Linked DNA regions of Homo sapiens: region 2 is linked to region 1. A link is a loop called in an ENCODE intact Hi-C map of the cell type or tissue named here. Cell type or tissue: heart right ventricle. All regions are shown on one strand. Each heading gives the region's core, and the rest is flanking DNA. Links, peaks and the distances in the headings are about the cores only. Region 1 overlaps LINC00882 (long intergenic non-protein coding RNA 882). Region 2 overlaps LINC00882 (long intergenic non-protein coding RNA 882).

Region 1 (16,911 bases), core at 3,894-11,893:
GCATAGCGAGTTTACCGTAAGTGTGTCTCTGCAAGCTTACTGAATGATCACTTTCTTCATTTGGCCCTTTCTTTTGCTAAAATATTTTGCAAAATAATACACCATTGTTCTGGCCCTATTAATATAATAATTGTACAATCTTACCTTAAAAAGAAACTTGGCCAAAAACAAATGAAATCACTTAAAAAATAAAGCAATCCTTTTTTGAGACGAGTGCTTGCCCTGTCACACAGGCTGGAGTGCGATGGCGTGATCTCGGTTCACTGCAACCTCCACCTCCCGGGTTCAAGTGATTCTCCTGTCTCAGCCTCCTGAGTAGCTGGGATTACAGGTGCCTACCACCACACCCAGCTAATTTTTGTATTTTTAGTAGAGACGGGGTTTTACCATGTTGGTCAGGCTGATCCTGAACTCCTGACCTCAGGTGATCCACCTGCCTCGGCCTCCCAAAGTGCTGGGATTACAGGCGTGAGCCACCATGCCCAGTCCATTCCTTTTAAATAATTTCAAATGAAATGGATATGTCATAAAAATTCACAGCTACAAGTGATGCCAAGTCAGTACTCATATCTCTGAATGAAAGATGCAGTGTCACATTTCAACAAACTAGCACAGAATAATATTGCAAAGACAGATTTAGAAATCCAAAAATCTGTCATGCTGACTTCATAATGAAAAGTTCCTTCTTAGAGTACTTTATAAGTAACTATAAATTCAGCTATTATAGAAATCACTGGAAACCCAAGCCTCTTGCCTCTTGCCAGTCACAATATCATTGCTCCATTTAATGTCGCATGGGTGACACCCAAAATTTAGTCTCTCAAGCCAAAGGGAGGGCAGTTATTTTTAGAATCTAGTAAAGTGATTTTGAAAAGCTAGGAGAAACTTCCCTGGGGCGACACAGACGTGAGATTAAAGTCAAACCCACACAAGGAAGTTAACAAGATCTCACAAGTCAGAGCATAAAAAGTTTCCTACAGATGGATATGTTACTTTGCAGGACTGTAGTAATCATTTCACTATGTACAATATTTGCTATATATATCAAAACATCATGTTGTATACCTTAAATATATGTATACAAAAAACAAAAAGTTGGCCACGCATGGTGGCTCATGCCTCTTATCCAGGCACTTTGGGAGGCCAAGGCAGGTGGATCACTTGAGGTCAGGAGTTCGAGACCAGACTGGCCAACACGGTGAAACCCCGTCTCAACTAAAAATACAAAAATTAGCTGGGTGTGGTGGTGGGTGCCTGTCATCCCAGCTACTTGGGAGGCTGAGGCACTAGAATCACTTGAACCCGGGAGGCGGAGGTTGCATGAGCTGAGATCGCACCACTGCACTCCAGCCTGGGTGACAAGAGAGAGACTCCGTCTCAAAAACAAACAAACAAACAAACAAACAAAAAAACAGTTTCTGAGTGCAGTACTATGGTTCTATCAATAGCACCTCAATAATAAAAGGTGAGCGTAATGACTGGTCCTGAAATAAGCCTGAAAAAGTGAGAACGTATACCCAAAGAGCAAGGATACCCAAATGTACATTTATTTCACTGGAACTTTTTTTAAAGAGTGGAGGTTTCCAGTATGAATCACCTCTTGGGTTACTAAATTGCATAAATTTATCAAACACATTTTCAATTATTGTGCTATATTTACCTCTTTCAAATTTAAAAAAGTGTTCCTATTCCTATTCTAAAATATAATAAATATATATATTATCCTTTCCAGCGCTTTTATTGATTGATTGATTTTTTCCATTTTAACATTCTTCTGTGAGTCTTTCAAAACTGAAAAAAAAAAAAAAAAAGGCATATCCTAGTGCTTAAAGCTATACTATCTGGGTTCCAGTCCCAACTCTGGCACTACCGATTAGATAGAGTCCTTGAGCAGGTAACTTTACCTCTCTGTACTTCAAACCCCTCACATTTAAAATAGGGTCACAATAACAAGCAGCTTTTAGTATTGTTGTGAGGAATTTAAACAGGTTGAAACATGCAGAACTTCAGGAACAGCACCCAGTACATCATTACATTCATTATGCTATGATCATTATGAATGTTGATCTTTTACATCTGGTCTTAAAATGGGCAGTATTTTCTGGAGAATGTCTTCTACTTATTCATTTTACCTATTATCACCATGTATAGCCTGGCTAGATCTCAAAAAAAAAAGTAGTTTCAACAAATCATTTGGAGGCCAAACGTAAAAAGAGCTAACTAAATTAGGAGAACCCGCTCCAACCAGGAAAAAGACAAGCAAAGGGAAGGATGAACATGTGCTATGATGGCTGGCTGCTTAAAGAGAAGAGCCACACGAGTCTGAATAGAAATATTAGCAGACAAGAAAGCTCTATTTTCTGATATTATTCCAAATAAACAATGGAAGTTTTTTTTTCCTTTGAAGAATCCAAGAATGGCTTAGAAAATTGTCACATTTCATCTTATTACAGTATTTGTTACTAAGCAAAATATTTTCTAGTGATGAATAACACTAGAAGTTACCAGAGAAGCTCTCTCCTCAGAACTACAAAATTTTTCTTTCTTACCATTCACAAATGTTTCAATAATTTTTTTTTTAACTCTTGGATTTACTCTCCTGTAGAGAACAGCACAACGTTTTCTCCATGTCTCATCAGGATGGTGGAAACAGCAGCCACTGGAAATTCTGCCCACAAATATTCATAAACATATCATCCTGATATAGATAGACCCTTCACAGTTGTCAAAGCACCTTCACTTACATTATCTCATGTAATCTTCACAATGATGAAACAGGAGCAGGGAGGTATATTTTTCCAACAAAAGAGAAACTGAAGCCCAGATAGATGGTTTCTCTGGTTTCTGATGCAATTGCTTCTTCTACCAATGTGTTCCCAAGACAGACCATGGACCTTACTTCCAGGCTGCACCCACGATCACTACACAAACTGCAGTGTTGTTACTAACCTCCACCTGTGATCTATCTCCCTATTTCATCTCAGTGACAAAACTTCCTGGCCTCTGTAGCTCGTTAAATCTTAACCCAATGCCAGAGTTCCCAAAGTAAAATTGTCAGGGGGGATTTAACCTAAGTCTTTCTACCAACTTATTGTTAGTTACATACATCTGCGCCAACAGATGATCATATTAGAAACCAAAATAACAATAACAAACAACAATAATAATAGCAACTCTCAGGTAGCACTATGATAGACTTTTTATTTACTTTATATTTTATCCTCAAAACAACCCTAAAAGGTAAATTATTAGTATTCTTATTTTATACATGAAGAAACTGGGTCTCAGGGAAGTTGAGAACTTTAGTGGGGCCACAGAGCTGGTGGTGATTATGTCAGATTTGAAAGCCAACTTCAGCTGTATTCAACGTGCACCCACTTTTCATAATGGTGCATTGTTTTAAATCTCTGAATTCCCAATATCCGGCATGATGTCTACCACATTGTTAGTGCTCATTGACAGTGTTAGTAATTAAAGACAGAACCAATGTATTAGTCTGTTCTCACACTGCTGATAAAGACATACCCAAGACTGGCTAATTTATAAAGGGAAGAGGTTTAATGGACTCACAGTTCCACATGGCAGGGGAGGCCTCCCAATCATGGTGGAAGACAAATGAAGAGCAAAGGGACAGCTACCTGGTGGCAAGCAAGAGAGAGCTCATGTAGGGAAACTCCCCTTTATGAAACCATCAGATCTCATGAGACTTATTCACTATCATGAGAACAGCATGGGAAAAACCTAACCACATGATTCAGTTGCTTCCCACCAGGTCCCTCCCATGACACATGGGAATTATGGGAGCTGCAGTTCAAGATGAGATTTGGGTGGGAACACAGCCAAACCATATCAACCAAAACAAGATGTACATTCTCCTGACTGCACTGGACATCTCAATTTTCCTATATGATGCTCACTCCCAGTTTTCTATCCTGTGGGAGCTGCTATCTTGCATTCCTCTTAATTCAGTGGCCTGGAGGAGTTCATGTTGCATATTCTACACTGCTGCTGCCAAAAAATTGCCCTTCACCAGCCCTGAGCATCCTCTGCTGAGGCACACTTGCTCCCTTATGCACTTTCCTACATCTTTATCTCCATCATCTGGTGAGCTCCAGGACACATCCTAAATTCCTTAATAGCTCTAGCCACCTAAGACAAAAATCAACAGCTCCTCATCTGCCACCACATTTTTCTTGACCTTCTCAATGTCAAACAACTACAACTATGATCCACTTCAGCCACTTTGCAGCCTATCATCTCTTGGAAATGCCCCAGCTTGAAAGTTTTCATATTTGTATCTCCCTTCTCTGGCTTCCACCACTCATCTCTCCTTTATTGAACCTGATCATTTTTCTTCCACTTTTTTCAACAATCTGCAGCCTAATAAACAAATCTCCTGCCTCCCTCACACCTTTGCTGTTTCCTTCACCACAACTCTATTCCCTCTACTACAAATATGCTCAATCTTCCATCACCTACAAAATCTTTCCCACAAACCTACTCAAAATCAATTGTTCTTCTATATCTGCCCTTAATATTTGTCCATTTACTTGAAATTTATAATTTGAGTAAGTCCATATGTAGAAATTTAGCCTTTTAGAAATTTACTCCAAAACTATACAAAAAGGCATAAAAAAATTATGGCATGACTTCTGCATATTTCTGCGAAAATGCCTCAAATATCGGGAAAAAAATAATGACATAACGATATCTTTTCACATTAGCAACTTGTTATCCAAATACAAGCAGATCAGGATAACTGGCCAGCCACATGCAGAAGATTGAAACTGGACCACTTCCTTACACCATATACAAAAATCAGCTCAAGATGGATTAAACACTAAATGTAAAACCTAAAACTATAAAAGCCCTGGAAGATAACCTAGGAAATGCCATTCTGTACATAGGCCCTGGCAAAGATTTCATGACAAGCATGCCAAAAGCAACTACAACAAAAACAAAAATTGACAAATGGGACCTAATTAAACTAAAGAAACTCTGCACAGCAAATGAAACTATCAACAGAGTAAACAGACAAGGTACAGAATGAGAGAAAATATTTGCAAATTATATATCCAACAAAGGTCTAATATCCAGAACCTATAAGGAATTTAAACAAACTAACAAGAAAAGACAAACAACCCATTAAAAAGTGGTCAAAAGACATGAACAGACACTTCTCAAGAAGACATATACACAGCCAGTGAGCATATGAAAAAACGTACAACATCACTAATCATTATGGAGATGCAAATCAAAACCACAGTGAGATACCATCTAGGTGATAATAATTATTATTAACAAGAATAAGAATTATTAATAAGAATAGTCAGAATGGCTATTATTAAAAAGTCAAAAAATAACAAATGCTGGCAAGGTTGTGGATAAAAGGGAACACTTATACACTGCTGGTGGGAATGTAAATTAGTTTAACTATTGTGGAAAGCGGTGTAGTGATGTCTCAAATAACTTAAAACAGAATTAACACTCAACCCAGCAATCCCAATTGGGTATATACTCAAAGGAATATAAATCATTCTACCATCAAGACACATGAACACATATGTTCACTGCAGCACTATTCACAATAGCAAAGACATAGAATCAACCTAAATACCCAGCAACAGTCAGTAGAACAGATAAAGAAAATGTGGTATATATACACCATGGAATACTATGCAGCCATAAAAAAAATGAGATCATGTCCTTTGCAGCAAGATAAATGGAGCTGGAGGCCATTATCCTAAGCAAACTAATACAGAAACAGAAAACCAAATACTGCATATTCTTACTTACAATTGGGAGCTAAACATTGAGAACACATGGACACAAAGAAGGGAACAGCAGACGCCAGGCCTACTTGAGGGTAGGAGAAGGGAGAGAATAAAAAAACTACCTATTGGATGCTATGCTTATTACCTGTGTGATGAAATAATCTGTACACCAAACTCCAGTGATATGCAATTTTTCTGTATAACAAACCTACACATGTACCCCAAACCTAAAATAAAATTTAAAAATTAAAAATAACTAAATAAAATAATATTGGTTTGAAAGACAAAAAAAATTTTAATTAGAAAAATACAAGCAATCACCTTTAAATTCAGATTGGTAACTCTTTCTAGATTCACTTGATTCTGTTTTCTTAAGTCTCATAGAGAAGAGCTGCTTTCAGTGTTTTCCAAGGACCAATCCTTCTTTTGTGCTTACTCAGCATGAAACAGTCTCTTTGAACTTACAGTACATGAAAGTCAGACGTGCTGCTCTTTTGTAGTAACAGTTCCCCAAACTACGTTTTTATCATTTCTGATGAAAGTATATGTTCTTTCTCAGATACAACTCAGCTTAAAAATAAAAATATATACATTTACGCCTTAAAAATGGGATACTGTTACTTTATACTATAAGCCTATTCATATTTAGGCAAGAAAATCTTTGATGGAAAAGAAAAAGTAATCAAAATTCTTAAGTTTTGGAGTAAAATATGAAGTTCTGTCTTATGACTTTAGATAATTAAATAAAAAAATTTTGATGTGAGATACAAAATTTAAAGATTCTCATATGAATATTCTATATTCATGTGGATTTATTTATATTTAGATGTATTTATTTATATTTATTTTTATTTTATTAATATTTATTATATTATTAATAAATATTTATTTATATAAAATATATAACATAATAAATATTTATTTATATTTATTATATTATGAGGCAAACATAACTAGAATGCTGCAAAAAAGGAATGCTTTTTTAGTCGTTACTATGCAATGCCTATTACTTTAGAACAATATTAAATTCAAAATAAGATTTCATTTATATCAGTAAATATAAAATTATTCCTTGATTCCTATCAAATAAATACCATACACTCTAAGTGAACATCTATTGAGAATATAGCAAACTAGTGGTCTCTGTTCTCTAAGATTGGATCCATCTTCCTCTTCTCTGTGATTTACCTCCAGGGGGCAGTACAGTTCTGATGATGGGCTCTGGAATTTGACCGCCCTAGCTAGAATATCTGCCCTGTCAGTTTCAGTTATATAAACAAGGACAACTTATTTAACCTGAGCCTTAGCTCCTCATGCATAAAATGAAAAAGCATAGAACCTACTTCATAGGATTGTTATAAGGATGAAATAAGAAAATGTCCAGTATATAACAAGTACTCTTTCAACATTTGTTGCTATGATTTATTAGCATTATATTAGGTTTCCCTGCGACATCATCATTAAACATAATTTATTAAACCCATATATTTTAAGCACCTAATGCATGTAAGGCACTGTAGGTTATGATGCTAAAAACACAACACAATCCCTCTTCTCCATAAATTCTGTCAGGTGGGGAAAAACACACATATAAATTATAAATAGAACAATACAGTAAGACCAATATATGAAGTACTGCAAAAGTACAAGAAGGGTAGATGTCATTACCTCCAACAGGCTAAAAAAAATAAGGGGGTTCTTATCATTGCTGGAGGATGAGTACATGGATCAAATCGAGTTGGAAATGAAAATGCCACCTCCCAGTCTCCTTCCCCTCAACCCTCCACCCAGCCTTGGGCACCACTCTTAGCTGTTTGGAAAAAGGCATGTGACCTAGGCTCAATCAATTAGATGCTCTTGAGTAGACCTTTGATTCTTGAGAGAGAGAGATGCCAAGTTGCTGGAAGAGTCAGAGATATTCTTGGCCCCCCATAGCAGAGGCCAGAGGCTAGTGGCCAGCAGTACACTGGTGTGTTGCCAGAAGCAGCACTTGAAATGGCAGCAGGAATAGTGACTGATCCTCAACAGCCTGCTTCAATGGTGTGAGCTCAGCTGGATCCTCAGCTGTTTACTGTCCCTTGATTTCCAATCTCTTTCTAAATCTGATCTCTAGTCCTCTCACCAATTTGTAAGAAACTCAATATCCTTCCAACAAATAATTTTTCTGCCTATGTTGGACAGAGGTTTTCTGTTAGTTGCAACTAAGAACCCAGACTTGTACCTTGAGTCATGAAGTAAAACTTGCCAGTCTCATTGGGACACCGTCTCCAGCTTTCCAAATGACCTCTAATTACCACTTTCTTCTATGTTAATTAAGATACTATTAGGTTGCCTATTTCAGTGTAAATGGACTTCTTGATTGTGACATTTTATCTCAGCAAAATGTGTATCACAGAAAGTATTGTCTAAATTTTCATTAGCAAAAGAATCTATTGTTTCTACTTGACACAAAAATAATTTTCTATTATTCATCCCTTCCACATAAGACCCCCTTACTCTTCTTTTTATGATAAGCAATAAAGAAGAAAGAAAATAATGTACAGGGAAGAACAATGCAAGGAAACGGAGAAACAAGGAATCATTTATTGGTTTCCTGCAGAAATCAACAAGCCACTCTTATCTTTGTATTCCTCTTAAGTTGATCAAATTGGCATTTTTGTAAAAAGTCAAATATCAGCAACTAGTTGCTTAAAGTAGAAGTTTCAGACACAGGCACATCCCAGCCTGTGGACCTCTGCTTGAGGATGAACAGGTGAAAAGGATTGAGTTGAAAATGCCCATTCCTCTAAGAGGCTCTCAAGGACCACCAGGTAGGGAAACAATTCTTGGAGAATCTCTTATGTGAACACAGTAGAGAGAAAGATCCTGTACCCTGAACTAGTACTGAAAAAAGAAAGATTAGCTGTCCTTCATTATTTGCGCTGTAGGGTATACAGGCAACAAAACCCAGTGAGAACATTTAATAAAACATTGTCACTTTCATATCCCCAAATTTCTTCCTTGCCCTTTATCACTTCCCAGCTGTCTCCAGATTTTATTTTGTATCCACTTGAGCTATGAGGTCAGAGTTAAGCCTTCAGGAATGTGTCTCTCTATAGGCAGAAACCTGACTCTTCCTGAAAAAACCCTTAGTAGACCTTGGGAAAACTGCAGTTGCTATCACATGTACAGAGAGAGCTTTTGCAGTCACTGGACTTTAAATGTTCTTTTTGTTGGACTGCCAAAAGGTTACTGCTCCCTTGAGAACTGAGCCAGTTCCTCTAAACCCCTCCCACTGACTCATATGTTTGTCTGGCTGCAGCTGCTAAAAAAGATGGGAATTTAAAAGCTGCTACACAAGTGCAAAAGCAATCACCAAAACAGTGGCAATATCCTCAGGTCTTAGACCGAAAATATCCATACTGAGAAAGGCATAGGGTTAGGAGAAGAACACTAGATACAAAATACTGGAATACAGAATGGATAAAGATGAAAAGAAACAAGAAGGAAATCACGGGGTTCTCAGGGCTGGAAATTATTTTCTTCTGTGACCTTGCTAAAGGCCATCTCATGGATTTATTTTTTCGGCCCTGTGGTTACGTTTTCTTTGACCTAGATTTCCATGGAGGTTGGTATTGATAAGTTGTCCACCACTGCAATGTTATAATCATATTTTTCAACAATGCTGAGAGAATTTAAAAAGTATATTATCATCATTATTATTTCCTCATTACTTCCATCCTAACAATATCCCAGTGGGTATTTCCTAGGCAAAGTAAACATTTCTTAGCTCTCAAGTTCTTGTATACAAATCTCATGTTTCATTCGGCAGTGCCCTGAAAACATTGATAAGCCAGCACTGTTGTCATCCAGGACTCTAACACCATTTCTGCAGCCTCTCTTCACCCCTCCTCCTTCTATACTGAGAAGTGTTCTCAAGTTTTCCCATCTTTGTCATCAATCAGGAAAGTGATCTAATAAGCACTGATCCAAGGTGTGATGGAGAAAGGGTACTTCCATTCTCTGCAATTATTCATCTTCAAAAAGAGACAAAGGGAAATGATGATGGTCACCACACAGGAATTGCTAATAATAGGACTTTTATTCAAAAGTTTGAGAGAGAATTAGATAAGGGAAGCCTTCCTAGAGAGCCCTCAAATAACACTGTTGAGACACATAGAAGGTACGGCTCTCTAAAATACTGAAATGTTTTCCATGGATGCCCGTTACACTACAAATCCTGAACAACTCATTTAATCCAAAAACAGCTGAAACACTATTTGCTGCACCCATTTAACCCATGTGAAAGCCCGTGCCCATAGATCAGAAATGTCATCTTTAGTGTTAGAGAATGCTCTGTCTTACCAGAATCTGTCTCTTCCATAGCCTTTCTTCATCTGTTACAAAAGCAGGGTGTTCTTTCTTAAGGTTTATTCATCCTAAGAGAGCACTTGAGAATTCCACTAACTGTATCTCACTTTCTTGTTGTGGCTGTAACCCTGTCACCACCAAACCCATTATTTTGCATGAATGTCTCTGACAATACGTACATAATCCACAGACAACTCCATCTGATGTTGTCTTTAGATCTTGCTTAGAGGGGTCTTGTCAAAATCTCCATGGATTCATTTTCTGCCAGTTTCTCTGTGTATTTCCACAAAGATCTGAAACTATTTATAAACTGCTTCACTTCCTGGAAATTTTTTGTTACTCCAAGGAAACTTCTAAGGTTTTAGAGCATCGCTTTGGAACTGGCTGCTTTGGCACTGACCCTACTTTTTTGATTCTGGGGGAAAATGTTCCAAAAACTCATGCTTAAATAATCTCAGCTAAATTACTTATGTTATTTCATAAAATCATTCCTCTGCAGCAAAACTGTAAACACTAAGAGGATAGGAAATATGCCTGCCGTTTGTTTGTCTGTTCACTCATTTAATTATCATCATCGTCATCATCCATCCCGATGCCTACCACATCTCCCCTGCATACAGTGGGGACACAACAACATTCAGGTAATGGATACTGAACTGGGTCATTCAATATTCACGGCTGTGTCTTTGTAGGCCAAACATTTTTGTCTATACAGACAAATGAAAATGGAGATGTTAAAATAGTTTGGTCTACGAAATACAAACTAACATTTGTCTCCTAGCTAAGAAATGTATCAATGTAGAGCTGGGGGGGGGGGATTATATTATTCACTTTCTAGAACACTGGCTAATGACACTCCAACTTGTCAGCAAATAGTTATACATCTCAAGGAGCTAGGTCTCCTTGCCCTTTAAAATCTCCAGTGAAGATGTAGAACAAAACTTTATGTTTCACATTCTTTATTTAGACGCATTATAGCATCAGATGTTTTTTTCTGCCCTCTTTTTTACTTTAGCCATTACTTCTCACAGTAGTGTTTGTAATAAATGCACACAAGAATTAACTTATTGTTAAGCTTTTTAACTTAAGCTGTTATTACTCATTAGCCATCATTCTTGGTGTACATTTAAGAATTCTGACTTTAAATGTTACTATTTAAAATGTAAAATTACCCTTGTTAGAGTAACCTATGGATCAGCATTCAGTAAGGTACCACCTGCAAATATCCAGTCCTTTTTTTGTGTTTTAAAATACAAATAAATCATTAGACTTAATGGCTATTGGACAAGTCAAATCCATTTTTACCTCATTATAATAGTCAAATTTTCAACCCTATTTTAAATGGGGTTTACAGGACTCTATGGCCTAGATTGGATCTTAATTTTCAGTAGTAACATTTAGGACATGGCTTGGCTCTTTTGTGCAATATTAATGAGGAATATATATTTGTATATGTATATACTTGTGTATTTGCGGATATATGTATTCATAGTCAAGATTTTGTTGATACACTCCTATAAAGATCATCTCTCTCACTTGAATCCCAAACACATCCAGATCCCTTTAAGTATAACAGAAAGCAAACTGTTTACAGAAATAAAAAAAAAATCTGCATTGAGCACTTCTACATGCCCATGTACTCAGATTCTCCTAACAACCCTACCAGGTAGCCATTATTATTCATATTTTATAAAAGAAGAAACTGTATCACAGAGGAGTTATTTTCTCCAGCTCTCATGGTCAGTAAGTAAAAGAACAAAAATTGCCTGACTGCAAAGCCAGTACTCTTTCCACTACACCAGACTTTTAGAGGACACAACTGAGAATCACAACAAAGATAACTGCTTGCATAAAACTTTGTGACCCTGCAAAGTGCTTGCAAATATTTATTTGTGAGATATTTTCTTGGAAGAATAAAACTTATTTTCCCAAAAATACAATACTAATGTTTTTGTCATAAGCTAGAACACAAAGCTTGTTTTGCCCAAAATGTGTTTAAATAAATCACACTTTAGGATTAAAAACATAATAATAGTACTGCTAATGTACTTATATTTCAATCTAAGTTGTCTTACCCTGTGGCCATATCATAAACTTCAAGTACTCTTTCTCAAAATACAATCATGGAATATGAGAACTAGAAATAACCATATAAATAGGATGGCCAACCCTCTTAGTTTTCCCAGGACTTTGGGGTCTCCAGGACAAGGGACTTTCAGTTTTAAAACAGAGACTAAAAAGATTCCTAGGACATTTCACTGCTGAAACTGGGAAAGTACCAAGCAAGCCGGGACAAGTTGATCATCCAGCAAACCATCTGGTCTAACCTCCTCATTTCACAGGTGAGGAAGCCAAGATTCATAGAAAACACATGTGTTCATAGAAAAAACACATGCCACTTCTACACTTCTTCTCTTTTAGTCTTTATACAGATTCATTCAGCCTTCAGATATCCAGTAATTTCCCAGACTTAGTCACTAGTTTAATTGCTCATAATTTTCCACTCTCCATTAAGATTTGTGTGTCAGGGACCAAATCTGTGTTCCCTTTGTATTTTCAGCACCTAGTCCAGTGCCTGACTCAGGGTATGCAACTTGTTGTATGTTTGTTGACTGCCATTGAAGGACTAGATTGTATGCTTGGGAGACTGAGGTCTTTATTCAAGTTGTATTGGATTACAGGGACAATTGTGTGTCAAAGATGGAAAGCTGAAAGCTGCAGTAGGCAACATCTTTACCAATTAAATTTTCCTTTATTTCCTGCATTTTATAGGCAGGTATTACTTTATAATAAAAATAAAAGGCATTTTTAAAAGAAAAACCATCAGTGCCTTGTGTTCCCCTGATTAACCAGAGGAATGCTGATTCAGGAGGTGAAGATCATGCCACAGGATAAATTACTGTCTTAAGTGTCCTGCTTGCCAAGGTTTCCGCCGACAGCGCAACACCCATGCATCATATTCTCCTCCTTCATTGTCCCTCACCTGTTGTCCTCACAAATTACTTGTGAAGAAAAAAAAGAGAGCGCAAGCAATCCAGTGAATAGATCCCAATCTTTGATTTATTACTATATCATTGAATGGCCCCAGTTCCTGTTCATATTGAAACCTGAACTGACAGTGCAATGTGCTTAAAAATGGATGTAGCATTTGAGATACGAGATTTCAAAGCAGGGAGTTTTTATCCAGCTGTGCTGCATCTCCACACTTGCCAAAATGCTTATGTTTCCACTTGGTGCTGCCGAGTTACACTTTTCCCTCTTAAAAAGATGAGAACCATGTGCCAGAACTCATTAAGAAATAACCCAGTAATCAGGCTGGTTCCCAAGTAGCTTTTTGACACCAAGTAACTTTCTTTGATCAGTAGAAATGGTACATTATACTCACTATAAACCTTCAAGTGGGAGACACTGCCAAGAAATTCCGAGAGATGAAAACACCAGAATTTTGAAGTTGACCCACAACTGTTTCTTTATGTCACAGTACACTGTAATTCAAAGAGTTTCATTCATTTTGAAAGTGTTTCTACCCTCACTTAAAAACATCCTTTTTCATTTTCCCCTCTTGTTGAAACTCACAGAGTATCATTGTCCTATAACTTGAAATTGTGCCCTAGAATTATTTTATTACAGTGCAAAAGTAGATGTCCAGAGATCCAAAAGCTACAGTTTGTTACTTGATGGTGCACAAAACCACATAAATGTTGCTATGTGTTCAGCTTCTTCACTCTCAGCCCTCGCTTGCTCATTTCCAAAGTTTAAAATAAGCAGTGAATGCAGATTGGCAGAGAAAAAAATCCCATCACCAAAGGACAGTATAGAGACTGAATGTTTGATATCTAGGAAAGGTAACTCTACTCTTTCTTTAAGAAAGGCTATGAGAGGTTTGTGTGTATTTTCTTTATGTAGACCGGGGATATTTTTAGCATCAGTTTGTAAGGTCACTTTCTTCTGCTCTAATGGCTACTTTCCTTAGAATTGCCAAGCACAACAAACTCCAAAACCATAGTTCCCCTTACGACAGCTCTGATTAGCTCGATGCCAAATACAATCAGAACAGCATTCAACCATTTGGGCAGAAACACACAAACAAACTCTAGTACAGGCATACCTCACTTCATTGCCCTTCCTTTTACTGCTCTTCACAGATAATAACATTTTTTGTTTTTTTACAATTGGAGTTTTGCAGCAAACCTGCGTCGAGCAAGTCTATCAGCACAAACTTTCCAACTGCACGTGCTCACTTCGTGTCTCTGTGTCACACTTCAGTAATTCTCAAAATATTTCAAATATTTTCATTACAATTATATATGTTGTGGTGACCTGTGATCAGCGATCTTTGATGTTACTACTGTAATTGCTTTGGGGCACCACAAGTTGCACCCACATGACAGCAAGCTTTTTTTTTTTTTTTTTTTTTTTGGCGATAGAGTATCACTGTGTGGCCCAGGCTGGAGGGCAGTGGCGCAATCTTGGCTCACTGCAACTTTTGCCTCCTGGGTTCAAGCAATTCTCCTGCCTCAGCCTCCCAAGTAGCTGAGATTACAGGTACCCACTACCAGGCCAGCTAATTTTTGTATTTTTAGTAAAGACAGGGTTTCACCATGTTGGCCAGGCTGGTCTCGAACTCCTGACCTCAAGTGATCCACCTGACTCAGCCTCCCAAAGTACTGGGATTACAGGCGTGAGCCACCACGCCCAGCCATGACAGCAAACTTAATCAATGTTGTATGTGTTCTGACTGCTCTACCAACTGGCCATTCCTACATCTCTCTCCCTCTCGTATAGCCTCCCTTTTCCCTGAGACACAATCTTGACATTAGCCAAGTAATAACCCTGTAAGTGTCCAAGTGAAAGGAAAAGTTGCACATCTCTCATTTTATATCAAAAGCTAGAAGCGATTAAGCATAATGAGGAAGACATATTGAAAGCCAAGACAGGCCAAAAAGCTAGGTATTTTGTACCAGTTAACCAAGTAGTGAATGCAAAGAAAAATTTCTCAGAGCAAATTAAAAGTGCTGCTCCAGTGAACACACAAATGATAAGAAAGCAAAACAGCAATGTTGCTGATATGAAGAAAATTTTAATGGTCTGGATAGAAGATCAAACCAGCAACAATATTGCCTTAAGCCAAAGCCTAATCCAGGATAAGGCCCTAACTCTCTTCAATTCTATGAAGGGTGAAAGAGGTGAGGAAACTGCAGAAGAAACATTTGCTAGTGAAGGTTAGCTCACGAAGTTTAAGGAAAAAAAAAACTCTATAAAACAAAAAAGTGCAAGGGGAAATGCTAATGTAGAAGCTACAGCAAATTATCCAGAAGATCTAGCTAAGATCATTGATGATGATGGCTACAGAAAACAACAGACTTTCAATGTAGACAATCCATCCTTCTATTGGAAGAAGATGCCATATAGGACTCCATATGGGCATAGAGAAAAATTTCACATTGCCACTTCCATGTTCCAGGGAGGAGAAATCAACACCTGGCTTCAAGCTTCAAAAGACAGGCTGACTCTCTTGTTAGGGACTAATGCATCTGGTAACTTGAAGTTGAACCTAATGTTCAGTTACTATTCCAAAAATCCTAGAGCTCTTGAGAATTATGCTAAATCTACTCTGCCTCTGCTTTACAAGTAGAACAACAAAGCCTGGATGATAGCACATCTGTCTATAGCATGTTTTGCTGAATATTTTAACCCCACTGTTGAGACCTACTGTTCAAAGAAAAGATTCCTTTCAAAATATTACTGCTCATTGACAAGACTCTTAGTCACTCAAGACCTCCAATGGAGAAATACAAGTAGATTAATGTATTCATGCCTGCTAATACAACATCCATTTTGCAGCCCATGGATCAAGGAGTAATTTTGACATTCAAGTCTCATTATTTAAGAAATATATTTCATAAGGCTATAGCTTCCCCTATAGATAGTAATTACTCTGATAGATCTGGGCAATGTCCATCGGAAACCTTCTGGAAAGGATTCACCATTCTAGATGCCATTAAGAACATTCATGATTCATGGAAGGATTTCAAAACACCAACATTAGCAAGAATCTGGAAGAAGTTGATTCCAGCCTTCATGGATGACTTTGAAGGGTTCAATAATTTGAGAGGAAGTAACCACAGATGGGGTAGAAATAGTGAGAGAACTAGAATTAAAAGTGGAGCCTGAAGACGTGACAATTGTTGCAATCTCATAAAACTTGAACAGATTGGGAGTTGTTTCTTATGAATGAGCAAAAGAAGTGGTTTATTGAGGCGGAATCTACTCTTGGTGACGATGCTGAGAACATGTTAAAATGACAACAAAGGATTTAGAATATTACATAAACTTCCCTGATAAGGCAGTGGCAGGGTTTGAGAGGATTGACTCTAATTTTGAAAAACGTTCCACTGTAGCGAAAATGCTACCAAACAGCATTGCATGCTGCAGAGAAGTCTTTCATCAAAGGTAGTCAACTGATGCAGCAAAAAACACTGTTGTTTAAGAAATTGCCATGGCCACTCCAACCTTCAGCAACCATCACTCTGATTAGTTAGCATCCATCAACTTCAAGGCAAGACCTTACAGCAGCTAAAAGATTACAACTCACTGAAGGCTCAGATGATCATTAGCATTTTTAGTATAAACAATTTTTAATTAAGATATATACATTGTTTTTTAGACATAACACTATTGTATTCACAGCAGTCTACAGTATAGTGTAAGCATAACTTTTATAGGGAGTGGGAAACCAAAACATTCATGTGATTTGCTTTATTTCAATATTCACTTTATGGCAGTG
Region 2 (16,911 bases), core at 5,965-13,964, 83 kb before region 1:
AGAGCTATACTGAAACAAGGGTGTCAAATTGCACTAGAATTTTTAGGGTTTACTTAAATAGCTTCTTCTCAGGCTTCAAGCCTGCCAGTTACTTGCCTGGGTTGGGGCAGATTTTATTGACTGTCAGTTTATAAACTTCAACCCACTCTACACCTCTGACCACTGGATGAGGCACAGGGCAATCCCACTCCTCAACTGTTATTTTTAACTACATTGTAACTTCAGAAGATTTGTTGACTTCCCTGAAACCAGGAATTGCCCACAATCCCATGTCTACTCTGGCAGTATCAACAATATTTAATTTCAGAGATAAGAGTTTACAGTTTTGATTTTTCCTCTCCACTTCTTCATAGCCACCAAAGGGACCTGAGCTCCTCGTGGAAAGTTACCCACTCTTTTCCACGTGCCCTTCAGTACCACATCTCAACACTTTCATTTTTAAAAACTAAATTCCACCGGGTGCGGTGACTCACACCTGTAATCCCAGCACTTTGGGAGGCCGAGGCAGGCGGATCACGAGGTCAGGAGATCAAGACCATCCTGGCTAACACGGTGGAACTCCATCTCTATGAAAAATAAAAAAAAATTAGCTGGGCGTGGTGGTGGGCGCAGGAGAATCGCTTGAACCCAGGAGGCAGAGGTTGCAGTGGGCCAAGACCGCGCCACTGCACTCCAGCCTGGGTGACAGTGCGAGACTCCATCTCAAAAAATAATAATAATAATTAAATTAAATTCCACATTCCCAGATACTTGTCATAGATTAGGAAGAGATCATTTCAACTAGTACCTAGAAAGGAAGAGAAAAGAGAGACAGGCACAGAGACTATTGAAGTCTTAGACTATTATTACATTGGTTCTCTTCTACCATGTTAACTGTGTTTCAACAAGTAGGTTTAAGGCTAAATGCAGCTAATTTAGTGATTATAAAAATAATCTACAATTGACTGGAGCAATAACATGGTGAATAAAAACATTTATTGTAGCTTCATTAAAAACTGGCATTTATCTCTCAAGTTTTTCCAAATGGTGTTTGAATAGAAATGATATATTTTTAAGTAATTTATTCCTCAAGTTTAATATGTGGATTTTTATGATGATAAAGCATTATAAAATGTTAAGTAGTTATTTGCTAATCTTCTCAGGGCTGTCACATGAATAATGGTATCCTCAATGGCATTTCAAAGCACAATATTCAAGCTCCTACTGTCATTCAATAATGTCACTTCTCAGGCTGTGACAAATTAAGAAATATGATGCAAATATGTTTTCCAAGATTAAAACAAAAGAATGCAATTGAAAGAGTGTAGGAAAATTGGCATGTCTTCATGTCTTAAACAGAATCATAATACTGTCTGCTCAAAATCCAAAATAAAGATAAAAATGGAAATTTAGAATGGTACACTAAGATATTCAATATAAGTTGAATGTAACAGCCTACAAGTCACCAAGACTTCACCAATTCTACGACATCTAAACATCTAAGCTTAATATCAAAATAGCAAGTGACTTAATATTCAGAAAGGAACAGGCACATTTAGGCCACTTTAGTCCCTTCAGTACAAACTGAATACAGCTGTGGATAAAGAGTCTCAATTGTTTCCAGTTTCTGAGAACACATTAGGCCACTTAATATAACATCCTGGTATATTATTTGCTTTTTTTATTAGCCAAACAAGATAGACTGATTGATTGAGTCACTCACAGGTATTCATTCCTTCAACAAATATTTATTAAAGGATTATCATGTCAGACACCAGGCTAGAGGATTTTCCCACATCACTTAATTGAAATTCAACAAGTATTCTGTTATAATGAGGATTCAATGAGTTAATATTTGTACAGTGTTTAAAACAGTGTGTGGCACATAGTAAGTGCTATATGAATGTTTGTTAAATAAATTATGTTGAAGAGTCGGTTGTAATATGATCTTTGTACAAGATTTTGATTGTTCTATTTCTTGTCTCTTAAAAGTTTCTTTCTTTTTTTTTTTTTTTTTTTTTTGGAGACGAAGTCTCGTTCTGTTGCCCAGGTTGGAGTGCAGTGGCACAATCTCAGCTCACTGCAAGCTCCGCCTCCCAGGTTCACTCAATTCTCCTGCCTCGGCCTCCTGAGTAGCTGGTACCACAGGCGCCCGCCACCACGCCCGGTTAATTTGCGTGTGTGTGTGTGTGTGTGTGTGTTTAGTAGAGATGGGGTATCCCTGTGTTAGCCAGCATGGTCTTGCTCTCCTGACCTCGTGATCCGCCCGCCTTGGCCCCCCAAAGTGCTCGGATTACAGGCGCGAGCCACCGCGCCCTGCCAAAGGTTTCTATAGGCATAAAAGAACAGCAGGGTCCTAAGATACCAGCCAGGAAGCCAGGCACAGGAAACAACTAAGTCAATATATGCCCATATAAAAATCACCTGATGGTAAATTTCTCTGGAAAAATTCTATAGGACTGACATAATAGTTTTTATATCACTTTTAAAATTTTTTTTATTTTTTTTGAGACAGAGTCTAGTAATCTCACCCAGGCTGGAATGCAGTAGTATGATCTTGGCTCACTGCAACCTCCACCTCCTGGGTTCAAGCAGTTCTGGTGCCTCAGCCTCCCAAGTAGCTGGGATTACAGACGCACACAACCGCGCCCGGCTAATTTTTTGTATTTTAGTAGAGACTGGGTTTCACCATTTTGCCCAGGCTGGTCTTGAACTCCTGAGCTCAGACAATCCACCCACCTCGGCCTCCCAAAGTGCTAGAATTCCAGGCATGAGCCACCCTGCCTGACCTAAAATATTTATTTAGCATGTACTTATGAAGTAGTATACACCAGGTTCTATTCTAACTGCTTTACATATAATAACTCATCTAATTCTCAGGCTAACTCTATGATACTAGCATTACTCCACTTTATGGATGAGGAAACTGAGGCACACAGAAGCTCACTAACTTGCCAAAGTCATATAGATAATAAGTGGTAGGGCCTACATTCCTACCCAAGTACCCAAGTAGTCTGGCTCCGGAGCTCAAGTTCGTAAACACTAAGTGAACATGTCGGCATATGAAGGGGTCAGCATTTATAAGAACCCTCACAGCCTCTGTCTCCCTGAGTCAGCATTGTTCTGTGTGCATCAACTGACTTGTCGTGTAACCCCATGATCACAGATTTTACTTTATGAAAAGAGATGGTCAAAGGACACTTTTGAAATATTCCTAAACCATACAAAAAGTCTAAAAGGAAAACTGAGGTGACAGATTATAGTTCAGGACTTAAATCAGTTTCAAATTTGACATGATCATAATTAATCACTTTTGTGTTCACACGTATTTTGCAAGAAGACTTAGAATCCATCATGTACTGACAAAGAATGAAGTAAGCGTACCTAGACCCTCCTCAATTGAATAGAGGACATTCCAACTCCTTTGCCCTGGCCCCTGCCCACTGCCCTAAATTAATTCACTATAAATAAGGACATCTAAGCAAACTACAGATCACAAGGAGTAGTAACTACCAACAAACATGAAACACTACTTTTCCATACTAGATAAATTGCAACAATTGTGGTAGAATAGCTTTGAAAGTTGTATTGAATTTAGAAATCTGGCTTTAGGAAGTACAGCAGAGGAAGCCAACTTTTCTGAAATAGCCAATAATGCAGAAACACTTTAAATGGTATTGAATGCTCCCCAGTTTCCTGAGGACCAAATAGATATTTCAGCAATTTATCAAGAACAATTAATCCTAGAAAATTGCCAATAATTCCTCTGTCTCAGAAAGAACGACCCATCTGCATTCTCGCCTTCCAAGAGCATGGCAGAGTTTGTTTCTCAGTTCTTCCCACAATTCAACTCTGATAAGTGAAATAAGGAAGGAGCTAAAAAGCGTGAAGAAATTTTTCTAAAATGTTTACAACCACAGAACCTGCCAACTGCTGCTTCCCCATTAGCTGAGTATGTTTTGGGCCACTGAAGCTCGGGTGTCAGCTCCTGGCTTGACGACGATTCCGTAAACAAAGAGACTTCAATATGTTTTATGCCCAAAATGCTCAAAACAGACACAGAGGCTCACAGGCCTGATGCCTGAGCCTCCCGCAAATGCTCAGCCAAACCACTCTATCAATCACGATTATTTGGTGCCCCCCTCTGGCCTTACTGCAGCAATTTCATTTAGCTTTCCTAAGAAACTGAAAAGAATTCTGAACGAAAGTCCAGGGTGCAATCACAAAAATCTGCCTGCAAGAGAAACCTAGTTTTGTCTGCACTTATAATAATTACTCCAATTCTCAATGGCAGAGGAAAATTTGGCAGGGCTGACTGCATGTTAAAAGCATGGTGATAAGAATGTTATATCACCATAACGTTCTTAAGGTGATATAATTTTGCTTTATGTATTTTTAAACATCCCCCAAGGAGATAGAGAGCTCTATCAGTTCCTCACAGTTAAGATAACTAGGCTACCTGGGCTCTGCTCAGAAGAATAAGTCAATTTACTCTGGAGAAATAATTCTGTGAAACTCAGACAGAGTTAGAACATCATGCAGTTGAAAACTGTATCAAAAACTCAGGCTAAACAATATTACTTATTAAGGTCATATAATACATATACGAGTTATTCACTAGCTCTTACCCAAGTTCCCTGGGTAAGCAAACTACAGAGACAAGAGTTTGTGTCCAGTTCCAGAGAGCTTCCAGGCTCCCAAAATGAATTTTGTCTCCAAATCCAAGGCCTCCTTCACTGTGCGCTTCCCCCTCACTGGCTCCCCCGACCCCCTACCCCCAACCCCCACCGGGACTGAGGTGACCATGCTCCTTCTGTTGGGTCAACATTGTCTGATCTGTTTTGGGGACAGCACATACAAGACTTTCCAGCCATGTTATGAAAGGGCTAGGCAAGGGGACGAGGCACCTCACACCCACATTACTGAGAGCGAGTGGAGTAGTACAAGTGGCAGAGATAGGCCCTATGGGGTTTCCAGAGCAGCTCTGAGGGTGCTAGATCCTAACAGGGCAAGATGACAAGGGGAAGTCAAGCTGTGAAGGCAAGAGGGAGAGGAGCCAAGGAGGTTCCTGTGGGTCAGAGGAAAGTGACTGTGGAGGAAGTCTTTGTCCAGGGCTTTGGGTGTTGGCGTCAGCTCCTCACGCAGCAGGTATAAGACAGACGGAAGGCACATAGGAACATTCGTAACTCTTCTAACTCTTCTAACATCCCTAACTCTTCCTTTCTTGCCCCTTTCTTCAGAGTTTGGAAACTCAGAGACCTCCAGGATTGGAACATGCAACTGATTCTTATTTGAAAGTGGTGAAAAACAAAACTGAAAAAGTCGGTGAGGAAAAAAGATCAACTAAAATTCAGCTTTGGGATAAGGACGAATTTAGCACCTTTTCTGGAAATCTCTGAAGCAATTACATTTGTACCCAGTAAATATTCTCATTTGGAAAAAAAAAACTGCTCAAGAAAGAGAGTAATAAAAATAACCACAATGAGGGCTCTCATTAATACTGGATCTTATGGAAACCAATTGTTCAGTCCCTCAACAAAAGACCAGATGGGCAGGAAGCTAAATATACACCATGCACTAAACATTATGAGTATCATAGTTTACAAGTCAAAGGGGGCTCTATTGAAGATAGTTCTATTTTCCCTCTATATTATCTGCTAGACAATACCTGATAACATTATCCAAGTAAATGACAACTTGATAAATAGTAATTTCCAATGGTGAACAGAGGTGACATTTCCTCATTACAAAAATATTTTCTTTGGCAGATGAGATTAACTGAATAAGAAATCCACTGACACTGAAATCACAGAGCCAAATTCCCTATCACAGCACTTATCACATTGCGTTAGGGTTGTTTGTTAAATATCTTTACTTACTTTCCTATACGCTATAATATTTGCTTTTTTCTCCCCAGTGCTTTACAAGGGGCTTGACATACAACAGGCACTCAAATAATGTTTTTTTTTTAAATTTCAATTGAATGTCCCTTTTAAGGGCATTTGCTCACTGATTTAATAAGGGAACAGTAGCCTGAAAGTACAGGTTCTGATCTTTCACAGGTAGGTAAATTTTTTAAATGAATGAGGGTCTGATCTGAAAAATACTGAGGAATTTTACATCAAATGTTTTAGCGCTGTTTCATAAGAAGATAGGAATTCTGGCTCAAGTGGGTGGTTATCAGTTTCTAATCAGTGATCCCATTTTAGCACCCTCAAAGAGGAACAAAATAAATTACCTTCTATTTGTGAAATGAAAAAGTAAAAATGTAAAGCAATTTAAACTGAGAATACCTATATAAAGGAAAAAAATTGTGAGGCTCAATCTTAGGTTTTAAAAAGGATTTCAAAACAGCTTTCCAATACTTCTAAGACTCCCATGAAAAAGATGAGATTAGAATATGAAGTAACAATTTCCTCCAAAGTATACACATGAAAGTTGGCACAGAAACACCGTTTATTTGGGCAATGACTGAAACAGTTGGCCCATTTAATCAGACAAGTGGTTTGAGTTCATCTTGTTTCCACCTGCACAGAAGTACAGCACAACAGGACAGACAAGCCCCCAGCAGGGAGGTCGAAAGAATGCTTTACCCTATCTGATTCAGTGATCCTCTTCTGACGTTATGTCCATACTGAAGGGGATAATAATGCATCAGATGATTTCAGGTAACTTATCTCCTCCCCTCCTTCTTACCTAGCAAGTAACATAACTCACCTGTCTCACGTGCAGAGGAGAAGCACAGCCTTGAATCACAAGTAGGTCTGGGAGCAGCCCTAGCAATGCCTCTTGGGGCAAGCTTGTCCCATTCAATAAGCACATCTTTCCAAAAGACCAACAGCCCCTCAATGCAGAGACCAGAAATTCCAACAGCATTCTCCTATCTAAGACATATGCCTACAGGAGCACAGATATTTTTAGGAATAATAACAACTATAAAATCATGTTTGATTTGATTCTATTTTTTGGCTTCCTGCATACATATTTGGTATGATCCTTGTACCAAATCAACCATTGTACCATCTGTAGCAGAAAAAGACATATGCAAGACTGATGACTTCCTTATCCCACTGCCCTCCCTACGCTAAAATTAATAAGAAGAGAAGAAACGTTAAGTCATTAAAATTCTTCATGCAAGCACGGCCTCTCCCTGCTCCCCACTTCACACACTTTATCATCTGTGAATGACTATGGACTTACAAGTTTCCAATCTGACTTCCTCGGGAGATCCAATGAGTCTGTCTATATATGGCATGGAAGCTTGCCCCTCTCTTTAGACATTTTATGCAGTTCTGAGGATGCAACAAATCTCATTTGGGAGCTGCACACCATCACCCACATATTAAATTGTCACCCGGAGTAATAAAATTCACAAACTCCATTTCATTTTTTTATCACCATGTTGCCTGATAATATAAAAAGGTGTCATATACCTTTGATTTGTAGCTTGTGTGTTTGTGAAATAGCCCCTCCACAAACAACCTGATGAAGTCAAGGAAGCTGAATGACTTTTTTTTTTAATGCCCAAGTCTATTTCCCTGTAAATATTCATGTGCATAAACATAAAAGTGTTAAATGGTGTGAAATCTTGGTAATTGCACAAGTAGGAAAAAGTCATAGCATGATTGTTCTGAGTGAGGTAGAAATTTCTAGACTCACTGCCTGTATCAAAAGCAGTGACCCCAAATTACATAGGCACGTATGGCATTTCTAGACCTTCAAATTACTGACTAAGATATCAAAAAATGCCACATTGGTCATATATAATTGAAAAATGGCTATCTGCTCTTTCACAGCTTTCCTTAATTTAGGTGTCTTTTGTGATATGCAAAACATATTTATACCTGATCCATTTTAACAACCTGTTTCCTAATGAATATGTTTGTAGTTCATTTTGACAGACACTTGGCTAACAGTCATTCTTCTGCCACTCTTATGTGGGGGGAAGAGAATACCAATCAATCACAGATGCCATTTAGATTTCTAGTAATCATGTTTCCAGAAAAATAATAGAGATTTTGGTAGTCATGTGTGTTAAGATCATCGGCTATTCTCATCATTATTCATCAACTTGATTCTCTGTGGAGTGATTTTTAACAGTTGGAGGTGTCACAGACTCTTTCAAGGATATGATGAAATACCTAGGCTTCTCCCCTAAATAAAATAATCATAAACACTACTTTTTTTCTATAATGTAAGGGATTCACAGACTTACAAAGTTGATCAACCATGGATGATTTCAGGTTAACAATCTCTGCTCTAGGATTATGATTATAATTGTCTTTAAAACATCATTATGATGGCAGTGTGAAGAACAGGCTGGGCTAGGGGAAGACAGGCTGCACGGAATGTATTTGCCATTTTCATTACAGCCAGTGAGTGGTGAGGGTGATTTTACCAGAGTGCAGGCAATAGAAAGTAAAAAAAAAAAATAGGGAACAAAATCAACAAAACCTGGAGATTGAAAGGGGGTTTTATATCTATACAGAAAGAAAAGAAAAAGACCTCACTCCTTAGTCATGTCTGACATTTCAAAAAAAAAACATGAAGTAGAAAATCAGCTCTCCAAAGTTTTAAGGCTTTTATTGGTATATTTTTATTTTGCATGAAAATAACCCTTTGATAACTAGTAAATAAAGACTATCTGCACAGAATATGCTTTTAGTGATTAGATATATTTGCAAGTTGATTTTTTCTAGAATTTCTAAAGAAGGTTAGTTTCTCATTCATCTATAGGCCGTGTTCTATAAAGGTGTTGCCTTATGTTGCCAACAACACACTCATTGCACTTAAACAGTGACTGGAAAGGACAAATTTAAAGTGTCATTGCTTTAGAAGGAATAAGTAGTAGAGTATGTTCTTCACATAACCAGTGAATGTGGCAAAGGAAAATTAGCAAACAAAAGCATAATAAATTTATTTGGAACAATAGTAGATTGAATATGTACATCTATTTCTTCTCTGTCCTGAAATTTTCCCCAAATAACAATATGAGAAATAAAATATAAAAGGTACAAGTTCCAAGGAGAAGAAAATAATATAAGACTACTGAAATTGAAAGACTTCAATAATTTTTTAAAAGATAGAAAACAGATATAGGATTAGTAACAGACTTAATATATGAAAGAAGTATGAACAGAGTGTTCTACAAAGAGGACTCCTTGAAAGACTCTGGATTTGAACTATCAAAATAGTTACTCCTATCAAAATAGTTCAAATAGGAGTAAGATGTATATGATTATAACCAGAGGCATTAATTAAAATTCTTTATGTGAAAATATTAGATCAGGCTGGGCACCATGGCCCACACCTGATGCCAGCACTTTGGGAGGCTAAGGCTGGTGGATCACTTGAAGCCAGGAGTTTGAGACAAGACTGGCCAACATGGCAAAATCCCGTCTCTACAAAAAATACAAAAATTAGTCAAAGGTAGTGGGGTGCACCTGTACTCCCAGCTACTTGGGAAGCTGAGGCATGAGAATTGCTTGAGCCTGGGAGGCAGAGGTTGCAGTGAGCCAAGATCATGCTACTGCATTCCAGCCTGGGGGACAGAGCAAGACTGTCAAAAAAAAAAAAAAAATCTATAGGCCACTCTCAACCATCCTTGCATCCTTGGCAGCTTGGTGGTTATCCCTCTCACATCTCACCCCCACCATTACTGCTTCCTTAAAGGACAGGATCTGAAGGCTTCAGATTTAGGGCACCAGGCCTAAGTAGAAGGTAGGAAGGTGGGAACATGGAGCTGACAATAGGACTGAATAAGCAGTTTCACAGTGAATAGTAGATCCAGCCTCAGCCTCCTTCCTCCTCCCTGCTTATAGAATGCTAGAGCTGGGCTTAAAGCCCCATCCCAAGATAGTATATGAGAGGATGCCTCCCTAGAATAAATCAAATAGTCCCAAAGAAAAGACACTCCAAATTTGAAGGCTTCTAATGAAAGAGCTGAGTTCCCCTGGACTACCCTGTAAATTATCAGCAAATAAGTTCCCCTGGCCTGCAGCTTCCAATCAACTTTCTATTGCTTCAATCTTCAAACATGACTGCCACAAGTGTTTTAGAGAAATTTCCAGCAGAAAAAAATTTAGAAATAGGGGAAAAAAGAAAAAATAGGAATACAAAGGAAAAAGAGGCAATGCAGGGTATAAGAAAGAATTTTTTTTAATTGGCCATTACTATTCTCTGAGAAATGAGTTTATGTCAGTAACAAAGAACAGAATACTATTTAAAAGGAATAATGAGAGACAAGAAGCCCTTGAAAATTCAAAACAGGACAGCTAAAATTTAAAACAAATCAATGAAAGGAAAAGGGAAATATTCAGTTTTGTTTCAAATATGCCTTTTTTGGTTGTGTTTGGCACCTAAGAAAAAACTAAATATCCCACCTCTATTTATCCCTAAAAGACATTTTGTATATTACAGGAAGAGATTCCCAGGTCATTAGATTATATATTCATAATTTTGGGCTTTTTAAAATGAAATTCTTAAGAGCATATGCTTGCCTTGTAACCAAGCTCATGCTCAGCTACTCACCACTTGCAAAAGCAGTAACAAGAATGAAGTGCAGTGAAAAGGAAAGTGACTTTATTTTCCAAAGCTAACAGTGGGGACGCAGCTGGCTTTTGCCTCTAGGAACCACTTCAAACTTTAGGCTGGAAAGAGGGGCTTACAAAAGGGAACTTGGAATGGGAGGCATGAGGGAGGGATGCTGAGTCCAAGGTCTGAATGTTTTGTGCTATCTCAAGCCTTGGGCCATCTGGAGCACAGGCTGGTGTCATCTCAGCACTGGCCAGGTTGATGACTAACTGCCTTGAGGTAATCTCTGGAATTTGGCAGCTGGGTCTCTATGCTTTGTCTGTTTTAAGATTAGCCCCTTGGAACTTCTAAGTAAGCACATAATTAGATACAAGCATACAGTTAGATAAATGTGCACGAGGTGAGGGAGTGTATGGCAGGAAAGGGAGGGACATGGTGTTTCAAAGAAAGTACACTCCAAGGCCATATTTTAAGACTAAGGAGAAGAAAAAAAAGGGGGGTTTGCAGTAAGCTTCAAGGTTATATCTTCGGACTGGGGGAAAACAGTTTTAAAATAGATTTTCAGGCTAGACTGTTCAGCTTTACTGCCTGGATTGTAAATTTTTGTAGGGCAGGAGTCAAAATTCCTCAGTTTACACTTAGGTTTCACAGAACCTGGTACATTTTTGGTCCTCACTAAGTGTTGTAAGAAATCCTTTTTGCAAATATTCTTAATTATTCTAAACATGTCTACATCTTTTAGGATGGAAGAAGCAGGAAATGTTCAAATAAGTTTAAACATATTACGGGGGATCTACTAAGAGAACAAGAAAAATAACCACTATTTTTGAGTTAAATAATGGTAGTAAAACAGAAGAGGAAAAATAAAAGATTGTATTTCAAAGTGAAAACAATAAAAATGTGAAAATACTAAGTTAATCAGCAAAGAGTTATGTTACTTATTGAATACAGCATGAAGATGGATGCCCTGAGTTTTTCTAATATCATACAACAAATATTTATCAATGGCTATGTGCTAATCACTGTGCTAGATGTGTTTGAGATGTAGAGATGAAAACAATAGAGCATCTCTCTTTAAAAAGCACAAAGTATAGCAAGACCAGATTAAAGTAGAATATGATAATCCCTTTTCTTAGAGGACATACAAGCACTGTATACACATTTCAGGCTAGAGAAAAAATTGGTTGGGATATGATTTTAGAAAAAATCAACTTAAGCAGAACCTTGAAGACAAGTCAAGAAGACCAGAACGAAAAAGATATTTTGAGCTGGGACGATAAACCACTGCAGTTTGCCCAGGGAATGAGGCTTTGTCTGTGATGGTGAGAATTTCAGGGCTAAAACCAGTAAAGTTCTAGGCCCTCAGGAGCATTGTGCACCACATAAAGGAGTTTGGAGTATAATCCTAAATCAATGCAGAAACATTGACAGGTTTTTCCTCAAGGAAGGGAAATATTCTGATTTGTCTTTGGAAAGATCATTCTGACTGCCCTGTGGAAGGTAAATTGGGAAGCTAAGACAGGAGGAAAGTGAACTGGTCAGGGAGCATCTCTACTAATTCATGGGGAAAAAGACAGAGAAATATGGAAGCTTTAATGAGGATATTGGGGGAGAGATAAATTCAAGAGATATTTAGGCAGTTGAAACAATAGTATTTAAACACTTATATATGAAGGTTCTATAATTACTCTCATGTTTCTGGCTTAATAGCTCAGCAGATGGAGGTTTCATTCCTCAAGAATGGAAATATAAAAGAAAGAACAGACTTTGAGTGGAGATGTTCAGGGAGGGGAAGATCATGAATTCTGTTGGATGGGTTGAATATAGAAGCCCCATAGAACATCCTAATCAAAGTAGCAGGAGGTGCATATCTTTAATGTACTTCTTGTACCCATGACTAAGCTTTATGATGGAGAAAAAGATTTGTAAATCATCAGTATTCAGGTAGTGGAATGAAAAGAAAATAATACTAACCAATATTTAAATGGTAAGGAGAGGAAAAGGAGCCTAAGGATATGGAGTAGAAGATTCCAGTGAAGAAACAGAACCTCCAAGCCAGACTTCTGTCAAGGAACAATGGTAGGAAAGAGTTTCAAGAAGGCAATGATTGGTTAGTATATCAGTCAGGGTTCTCTAGAGAAACAGAACAAATAGGAGATAGATGATCAGACAGATAGATGATAGACATATATACAGATACACATCTATATCTATCTGTATAAAGAGATTTATTACAGGAATTGGCTCACATAATTATGGAGGCTGAGAAGTCCCATAATCTTCCATCTGCAAGCTAGAAACCTAGGAAACCCCAGTGTATAATTCCAGTCCAAGTTTAAAGGCCCAAGAACCAGGAGTCCAGATGGTGGAAACCCCAGTTTAATGTCTAAACGTTAAACCCCTGCTTTCAGCAGGATGAGATTAATTTCCCAGCTCAAGCAGAGAGAGCGAATTCTCCCTTTCTCCACCCTTTCATTCTGTCCAGGCCCTCCACAGATGGTAAGATGCACAGCCACACTGGGAAGGGCAATGCGCTTCACCCAGTCTCCCAATTCAAACACTAATCTCATCCAGAAACAACCTCACTCTGTTGTTTCACACAAGAAATAATGTTTATCCAAATATATGGGGACCCTGCGATCCAATAAAGTTGACATAAACAATTATGTGTCAGTTTCTAAAGCTTCCAGGAGATCAAAATAGGAAGTCCGAAATGTACCCAAAGATCTTGTTGCTCTGGAGTAAATTAGAGACCTTTTCCAGTGCATGTTTGGTGTCGAGATGGTGACTAAAACTTGATGACTGTAAGTAAGAGTGTCAGAAAGCAAGGAAAGAAATTATAGACTAATATTTCAAGAAGCTTGGCTAAAACAATATAACATTTGGCTCCTGCCTCAGAAAAATGACACTGTTAGAAATTAGGAGTCATCTCGATTCTGCCAACAAACTCAGCATTTTTAGGCATCCCACAACCCTCTCTATAATATCTTTGGCTGTACAACTCTGCAATCAATAAAATGTGTTCAGTGAAAGACCCAAACAAAAGAACTATCATTTTTGCATCATATTAACATATATTATAAATCAAAGTTATAGTTAGTTCAACTTTGCTAAGAAAAACTGGCATTGCCTGTGGCATAACCAACGTGGTAAGAACTGGTTTCTACTATTCAACATAGTCCATGAGCAGCTCTACAGGCAAAAATGAATTTTTCAGGTGATTTATTCAGCCTAAGTTTCTTAAAAATTATACAGTACAACAAATTCTTTGGAGTCTAGTCCAAAAACAAATAGGAATCTGTAAAAATCGAAGCAATTGCTCTTGATTTCTGGAGATGGAATCTCTGGATGTCAAATGGAATTTCTTTTCCCAAACTGAGTCACCAGAATTATAATTCTGATTTTGGTAAATTGTCCCCAAATCTGCCCTTACTATCAGATTATAGAAGTCTGAATAGGGCTACGGTATGCTGCAATAACAAACAATCCCATAGTTTTGATGACTCAAACAAGAAAGATTTCTTTCTTACTCATGTCCATAACAGGTTAACAGGGGATTCTGCTCCTTTTACTTATTCAGAGACTCAGGCTCATAAAGCAGTCACCATTCAAACATCACAGAGTTAAAGGGTGCCCCAGAGAGACTTGCAATTAACCAGAGAGTAACCAAAGTCACCTTTGCTCATAATATTTTCTTAAAACTAGTCACATGGTTCCCACACAGATACAATAGAACCATGAAATCATGGAATTCAATCCGACCATGACCTCAAAAAGTGAAGAGATGGATATATTGGGAGAATTTTGATAATGACGACCATGTGAGAGCATTCTGGCTACACCTGTATCTTCCCAAAGGTATGTAAATATGCACACACATACACACGTATATACATATGTGTAGCAATGAGAAATGTCACCTGGGTGGTGTCTACCTTTGAACATTGTTTCTTGTGTCAACACATTAGCATCATTTCGTTATTTATCTACTCAGATGGCCTAATCAAACCAGAAACCTTCAAGAAATCCAAGATAGAGTTTTAAATATTTCTTTAAATGCGGTTATCTGTACACACAAAAAGAACAATCATACCAAGAAGACAGTATATTTTTTAAATTACATAAAATTATTTTCTGTAAGAATAATTGGGTACTATGCTGCTAAAGAGAAGCAGTTCCCACATTTCACTGGGAAATGAGTACCCTATTTTTATAAAGGGATAATCAAGGTTTAATTTTTGCTTGGAAAGACAGAAAGAGAAAGAGAATGTTTGCACAGACTGCTACTGCCACAAGTCTTCTCCCTGAACGGTTTCCTCTAGCTATATTTTTAATGCATTGGCTCCTTTCCAGACTTCTTTAGATTACGTAGTGAAGTACTAGAAAAAATGCAGTGTTTTCACCTTGAACTTCTAGTAAAGACGCCTTTAATTTTTTTCCTAAGCCTCTTCCTTCCCAAAGCCAGACAAGTTTTCTTTTGTTGCAATCAGACATTTATTTCCTCAATAAATTCAGAATTCTTAGCACCCTAGAAATTAATTATACAATGAAAGTATTAATGACACAGTTGAAAATTTTACTTGTATGCTTGTACCAACATTTGTTTCTATACGATATATTTTTTTTCTAATTAACACCTTCCAGTGTCTCTGGTTAACTCATTGTTGCTCTTTCATCCCACTCACAACTATTTTGAGAAGGTTAAGTCCTATGGATAATTCCATGGTAACATTCATTAGTTTTCTCCTGACTAATTTATTTAGAGCCAGTGAGTCCGAAGTAACCCTTTTTCTAATGCAAGAACCTGTCTTTTAGAGCAAAGCTTCCATTCTGTATTTTCTTTCTAAACCAGGGCACGTCTCCGAGCATCTCAAGGGAACAAGTTTCTAGAATTAGTTTTGCCTCTTCTTTTGAACGTTAAACTGAATCAGCTTTCCCTGAGCTGCCATTTTGGTGCTAGATTCTTGTGCCACTTGGATTCTTGTGGATTCATGCATAGTCTAAATTGGTATAAATTCCTTGTCTCAATCTGATCCTGCTGCTATAACAAAATATCTTAGACTGAGTAATTTATAAATAATAGAAAGTTAATTCTCACAGTTCTGATGAAGGTGAAGTGGAAGATCAGGGTGCTCAGCAGGTTCAGCATCTGGTGAGGGCACAGTCTCTGCTTCCAAGATAGAACCTTGAATGCTGCATCCTCCTGAGGGGACAAATGACACCGAGAGAGTAGAATAGAGTGGAATTCTCTGAGAGGTAGTAGAATAGAGTATGACTAGTGTGAGTGTGATTGTGTGGGACCATGTGTGAGTGTGACTGAGTGTGACTAGGTGTCAGAAGGACTGTGTGAAACCAGGTGTATTGGAACGGTGTGGGACCATATGTGAGTGTGACTAGGTGTGAGTGTGAGTGGGTGGGACCATGTATGCATGTGACTGAGTGTGACTAGGTATGCATAGGACTGTGTGAGGCTAGGTGTATTGGAACTGTGCGGGACCATGTGTGAGCGTGACTGAGTGTGACTAGGTATGAGTAGGACTGTGTGAGTCTAGGTATACTGGAACTGTTTGGGACCACATGTGAGTGTGACTAGGTGTGAGTGGGTGGGGCTGGGCATGAGTGAAATAAGCGTGAATAAGTGTGGGTAGGACTGGCTGTGCCTGAAGTTTGTGTGAGTGGGTGTGACACATGCCCAGTGTGTATATGAAGTGTGTGAAGGGCACTGAGGATGAATGAGACATTGTACCTGAGTGAGAGGGAAGGAGTTCCTGAGGGAGTGACTGCATTTGAGGGACTGACTGTGCGACTGTGAGTGAGCTGACTCTGGTGTGCATATGGGTAGGGCTGGGTGAGACCGAGTAGTACTAAATGGAGGCCAGTGGGGTGGCTGGTCATGAATGTGAAGGAGTGTGAGTGTGAAGGGAACGACCAGGAGTGTGAGTGAATGGAACAAGTGTGTACGGTTGGGCGAGAGTGAGTGGGGCTGAGTAAATGGAGGACACTGAGTGTGAGTGATTGTGGGAAAGTGGGGATGTGAGTGTGGATGAGTGTGAGGCTAAGTGAGTGCACAGTCCTAGGCACATGTAAATGGAACTCAGTGTGTCTGTACACACGCCAGTGCCACTGGAGGTCAGAAAGGAAGTGGGCTGAAATCAAGAAGGCATTTAGGGATTAGGGGACACAATGAAGTCAGAATCGAAAGCAAGGAAGCCGCTAACCTGGCAGGAACCAAAATGACACAATTATTGAAGAATAAGTCAAGGAAAAGACTTTTTAAATATCATAAGAACAGGAGGACAAGGTGAGAGAATTAGGTTATCACATAAGCACTTGGGCTCTATCAGGACAGAAACCAAGTAAATGCCCAGGTAGCTGACCTGACATTCTAGCTACAGAGAG

Evidence for each region. Hi-C counts contacts between places; a loop is a spot of excess contacts. Peaks named below come from ENCODE experiments on the same cell type or tissue, not always from the same donor. Only the 100,000 strongest peaks of a DNase experiment are listed, where the experiment ranks them.
Region 2: it touches region 1 in a loop (2.0-fold over the local background); 4 of 110 quality-filtered maps call a loop at or near these places.

Annotation. Positions count from the first base shown.
Region 1 is chr3:107,199,344-107,216,254 of GRCh38, forward strand. The region is part of intron 1 of LINC00882 (long intergenic non-protein coding RNA 882); the gene reads right to left. Among named protein-coding and RNA genes, the nearest start is that of LINC00882, 33 kb to the right of the region's middle. In heart right ventricle, for the core only: a CTCF peak has its summit at 6,968 (motif pointing right); a DNase peak (open chromatin) is centred at 9,036; H3K4me3 peaks cover 703 bases; H3K27ac peaks cover 4,534 bases.
Region 2 is chr3:107,114,278-107,131,188 of GRCh38, forward strand. LINC00882 (long intergenic non-protein coding RNA 882) reads right to left here. Exons shown (of 4, transcript NR_028303.1): 2 at 15,611-15,715. Among named protein-coding and RNA genes, the nearest start is that of LINC00882, 120 kb to the right of the region's middle. In heart right ventricle, for the core only: no CTCF peak of the experiment used is centred there; a DNase peak (open chromatin) is centred at 10,694; H3K27ac peaks cover 2,393 bases.